Linked DNA regions of Homo sapiens: region 1 is linked to region 2. The links are chromatin contacts, found by Hi-C or POLR2A ChIA-PET in ENCODE. All regions are on one chromosome and are shown on one strand. Each heading gives the region's core, a stretch centred on a gene start or an enhancer-like site at or near the end of the contact. The rest is flanking DNA. Distances are from core to core; before and after follow the strand shown. Region 1 has its middle 22 kb from the start of CSNK1A1L. Region 2 overlaps TRPC4 (transient receptor potential cation channel subfamily C member 4).

Region 1 (2,700 bases), core at 27-2,526, 530 kb before region 2:
CTTTGACAAACAAAATGTAGCAGAATAGTTTCTTTAAGTGGAACTTCTGGACAAAATTTCCATATGAGATATAGGTAGCATGGATGAAATAGAGATGTTAAGACATTTTAGTTTTTTTGTTTTTTGTTTCGATCTTTCTGAAGGATGACTTACCATAGTTTGAGGGGGATGTAGGGAACTAATACATTAAAAAATAGATGTTGGCTATTATTATGATGAAAGGAAAGTGGTTTACTGTATGGAAAATATCATGAAAGTTTACGCAGATTTGGGAAAGAGAGTGATCGAGGCTCAGAGGTTGCCCTGAACAACACATGAAGAAAGGAAGGCAAGAGTAATGTGAGAACATCAACTCTAAAAACTGAAGTGTAGTCTGACGGCCATGAATTCTCATAAGTCCCTAGTCGTGTGAACTTTCCCTTATTTTCCTCAATAAATGTGTATTTGTATATATGTTTGTGTATGTTTGCTTTTTTCGTTCCCTCAGACAACTGAGAAATACTTTGTACTTCGCTATCCAGTATTTATATGTCTTACAGCACCTTTTCTCCTTGTATGTTAGTTTTTTCTTCAGTATCCTTAATTTTAAAGCTGTACTTCTCTTTTCTACTCAGTTGTCTTTCCTATCATTTAAAGCCATGAGATTGTTTGCTTTTCCTTCTCAGTGCATCCATCCCCCATACAAAGACTCTTTTATTTTCTTATTTATGGAAGTTTCTTGCCGTCACATTTTGGCATTCTTCCAGACAATAAGCAGTTATGTAGCATTGGCAAAAGTCCTGCATCTAGTTCTAAAGAGATGTAGCCCCACTGTGTATCTCAAATTTCCTCTTGACCTGACCTTTCTCTTTGCCCTGGCTTAACTTATCTGAGTTTGCTGGTGGTGCCAAGTTCCTTCTGCTTGTGAGCTGAATTAATGAAAAGGCATCAACATCAACTTCCCTTCCTGTAATACACACACACACACACACACACACACACACACACACACACCATCATCATCATCATCATTATCATCATCATCATAATCATATCGTTGGGGAAAGTTTTCATGTTGACTTTTTTGGGGGAGACGGTTATGAAGGTAGCATGAGGAAGGTGAGGGTAATAATAGAAATTCAGTAGATCTTGCAGGACAAATTGCCTGATTCAAATGGTGAGCTACTCTCATTATATTCAGAGTAGGCGACATAATGTATTCACTTCTTTCCTTTTCATGGGCAAGTTGTACTTGTGTAAACAGAGGGAGAATAGTACACATCTGTTCTGTTTCCAGTCCTATGATTCAGACTATTTTAAGTTGCCAAGAACCAGGAAAGTCTGGAGCCATTGTTTGCTGACATAGTCAATGGAGTTCAGTCGGGAAATAGGAGCAGCCAAATGTTCCCCAAAACGGAGGTGGTGTGGCTTCCACCAGCCCACCAATGTCAGCCAGCCTTACTTAAAACTTACTCAACTGCACAAAATTGCAGATGAAGTGAATAACCTAAGCTCATTTCTCTCATCATTACAATCTCCAAAACACTAAGTTTCTTTTAGCAACTCAGCACTGTATTAATTTCCTGCCAGGCAGAATACTTCTCTAGCCTTCTGTGGAGGTCTTTTTTTATTAGTCACCCATGGATTCCTTTTCCCATAGTGCTGCCTGGAATATTACCAACCTATGGTGAATTTAATTTTAACCATCATGTTACATTCTTTGCTTCCTCCTTTCCTTCCTTTTATTCAATACGTATTGAAGGTCTATTTGCTAAACACCATGGGAGGTACCAAGGATACAGTAGTGAAAATACAACACCAGGACGCTAGAGTCTAGGAGAGAAGAAATACTTTTAAAATGAGTGAATTATTACCATAATATGTCCTACAGAGGGGAAGTACAATATAATATAAGTATGTATACCAGGATGAACTAACCCACCTGTGGAAGTGACATTTAAAAGGAGACTTGGAGAGTGAGTAGAAATTACTGAGACAAAGGGTTTGAACGTAAGGGCAGAGCTCACGGGATCTTTGTCAGGCAGAGGGAATGGAATGTGCAAAGGTCCTAAGACCTAAAGGAACTAGGTGAATTTAAGAAATCTCCCAAAGGTGAATGAGGCCTGGACTCAGAGTGCATGGAGTGTCTGAGATGTTATGTTGAGGCCAGATGAACCAGAACCAGGACCTTGTAGTCAGGTTAACAGTTTAAAGTTTATCCTATTATAATAGGGTGAGTTTTAGGGTTTATCATGTTGCAGTAGGTTGCCTGTGAGATGAAATTAAAGAAAACAGACACAAGGCACACAGAGTTATTTATTTATTTATTTATTACAGGGTCTCACTCTGTCACCCAGACTGGGGTGCAGAGGCACAATCATGCTCACTGTAGCTTCGACCTCCTGGGCTCAAGTGATCCTCCTGCCTCAGCCCACTGAGTAGCTGGGACAATGGCTACTCTTGGGCTCAAGCCATCCTCCCACTGCGGCCTCCCAAAGTGCTGGGATTATAGGCGTGAGCCACTGTACCTGGCACAGACATTTAAAAGAGATAAACTGTTATTCTAATCTTGTCAGCAATTTTATTTGTAAAGTGAAACCATTACTTTATCTTCTTTGTTTCGGGAAGGTCTGTTTTTGTGTCTCAACAAGACAAATTGGAACCCACTCATCTAGGGTAAGTGTAACGGGAAACAATTTTGGTGGAGAATCACCTCATTCT
Region 2 (2,700 bases), core at 61-2,560:
AGGACAATTATAAAATTAAACGATAAAAAGAGTGAAATAAAACTGTTTTCCTCAAACTAGTAGAAATGGTGTACTTAAATTTCCCAAGAGCTTTGAAAGCTAAATTTAGTTTCCTAGGGCAGAGAGAGGCAAATGTGGCATGGGTACTGAGTTAAGAATGGTTTTCACTTTCTAAAATGGTTGGGAAAAAAATCAAAAGAGTGATATTTTATGACATGAAAATTATGTAAAATTCACATCTCTATATCCATAAATAAAATTTTATTGAAACACATCCATTCTCATTCATTTATGCATTTTCTATAGCTTCTTTTGTGCTACAATGGCAGAAGAAAGTAGTTATAGCAGAGAACATATGGCTCAGAAAACCTAAAATATTTACTATCTGCTCCTTTTCATAGAACATTTGTCAATCTCTGTCCTAGGGCACTAAGTCATCACTAATAAATGATAGATCCCAAATTTTAGGCTTTAAAAAGTTTGCTCTTTTACTGATTTTGCTTTGGTTGTAGGAGAATTGAGAACATTATAATTACTACAGATTTCTATGTTTACAACTAAAATTGGACATAATGCATCTTGTAAGATGGTAAAGAGTCTCAGAATGCTTACGTAATAAAATTTGATGGGTTTTTGGTTTTTTTGGTATTTCAAGGAACATTTTATTTATTCTAGCCAATGAATGAACTCTGGCTATTTTATTGAAAATAATGTCCCTTTAACTTACTCCAAAAAATGAAATAAGCTGAGGACTATCTGAACTCAAATGGAGAATTGTTTGTTTCAAAGGGACCATAATAATACATTAATATAGTGTAATAAAACGATGATAGAGATTTCATACTTCTTGGTAAATCGTTAAAATGAGACTATATTTAAATTACAAAAATAAAATGAAAACCTTCTCATACACGGCATGATGACTAAGGAGGTAGGATTTCTGTCTATTGGGAGATTAGCATTAGATTGGAATGGTGTTGCAGAACCAAGTCAATTATGGCTTCTGGCAACTCCCAGCCCCAGTGGCATTGTCCCCTGTATGCCCTTTTATGGAAAGGTAGTCCTTGTGTAAGACTCTGGAGCTTCTCACCCAATACCTCCATGGACTAAGTCAATCATGGTCAAGTGACCCAAGGAGAGAAAATTCATATAAGGCCAGTGGCCTGTGGCATGCATTAAGGCAAAAAAGATCAGAATTCCCCTCTAGAGAAGTTTGCCTTAAAAATATCAAGATAATTGCCCAAAGGGGTTGGGATGACAGGGGTTATGATGTGGAGTCAGAGTCACTGGAATGACGGGATGCCAAAGGTTTGAGACAGCACAAACTAAGAAGCAGAGAATTGAGGATGAATAAGCCAGGCAATAAGTAAACTCGGAATAAGGATGAAGTAGCTGACTCATTTTAATGCTGACACACAGAGTAACAATCCCATGGCCCAGCACTACGTCAACTCCGGCTCTTCCCAAAGCTGGGGCTTGCTCTAGGTTCTGCCCTTGCAAAGATAAACCCTTACTCAGAAGACTGAAGGGCTATAATTCTTTGCATGTTTTTTTATAACTAAATGCCTGTTACTTGAAATAAGCTGTGAATTCTAGTGCATATAACCAGGAGATTCCAGCTAAATATGCCTAATTGGCATTCAGGATGGAAATTGCTTTTTTAAAAAGGTAAAAAATTTCATATTTTTAATTGAGCAACTAATTTTAAGACAGAAAATTTAACTATTTATTTTCTAGACCTGTAAAATGACGGAACAACAGATTATTGTGAAGGAGAAAGGGCACTGATCTGATCAACTTTAGCCAGACTGTGATTCTTAAATGGAATGCTGTGCATTCTACGAGGAGGTGATCACATATTCTTAGAGGAAAACCCAGGTGCCAGATTCCAACAATAATAGAGAGAATTCAATCTGACTCATTGGCCCTAGACAAAGGCCACTAAAGCTACTCTTTGAAAATTTCTCAGGAAAAAGTAAATTTGGCCCATGGCCATGAATTCTTTATTTTTAGTAACTTTAAAGACAACTTCTAAAATTAATCATAGTGTCCTTTGGATTTAATGTGAAAGAATTGTATTCTTTCTTTCCAAATAGTTTATGTTCTCACTGTGAGTATACACATAAAAATCAGCTGGTTTTCCTGACATGAATAGCAATTTAAGGAAAGTTGTAAGTTAAATATTATAAGTTATACAATATATAGTGTAAAATGTTACCACATAAACCCCATTACAGGTTCTTTTTCAAATAAAAACAATGATGCAGAATAAACCACTTATTATTTTGAATAGTACACATTTGCTCCTGTCTACATAGTAACTACTAATTTTAGGAAACATTAATAAATACTTTTGCAAAATATTTATTGATGTTTAAAAAAATTTAAAGGGGAAAATTCTAAATAAAGTGACATTTCATGATTACTTATAGATTATTTCTTTCTTTTATTTTCCTTCTTTTAGTGGAATAAGTCAGTGGTGAGATTTAAAGACTAGTTCCACTTAACTAAAATATATTTATTTCTCAGAGGAATTAAGACCCTGGCCTTAGTGTTTCTCAATGAATTGTTCAGATAACAGGTGGATTTTTAAAAAATCAGTCTAAGTTAACATTTCAAAGCCACTGCTTTCAGAAATGTTTTTGTCATTAGTAATTCCCAAATCTATTGAGACCAACATTGCCCATACATTGAAGGATC

What was found. A loop is a pair of places that touch in the nucleus more often than their neighbours do. ChIA-PET counts read pairs that join two places held with the same protein, here RNA polymerase II (POLR2A).
Region 1: a map of endothelial cell of umbilical vein shows a loop between it and region 2 (5-fold over the local background). The contact joins two enhancer-like sites. A Hi-C loop is called at or near these places in 1 of 168 maps with a recorded cell type or tissue (endothelial cell of umbilical vein). POLR2A ChIA-PET finds 5 or more read pairs at or near these places in 2 of 52 experiments (OCI-LY7 and WTC11).

The regions. Positions count from the first base shown.
Region 1 is chr13:37,126,520-37,129,219 of GRCh38, forward strand. No RefSeq gene overlaps it. Among named protein-coding and RNA genes, the nearest start is that of CSNK1A1L, 22 kb to the left of the region's middle. Within about 2 kb of position 1,277, at least 5 of the 41 ENCODE cell types and tissues checked have a DNase peak (open chromatin) inside an H3K27ac peak, as active enhancers do; they include endothelial cell of umbilical vein, where a contact is called at or near this core.
Region 2 is chr13:37,655,426-37,658,125 of GRCh38, forward strand. All of the region lies in intron 6 of TRPC4 (transient receptor potential cation channel subfamily C member 4), which reads right to left. Among named protein-coding and RNA genes, the nearest start is that of POSTN, 58 kb to the left of the region's middle. Within about 2 kb of position 1,311, at least 5 of the 41 ENCODE cell types and tissues checked have a DNase peak (open chromatin) inside an H3K27ac peak, as active enhancers do; they include endothelial cell of umbilical vein, where a contact is called at or near this core.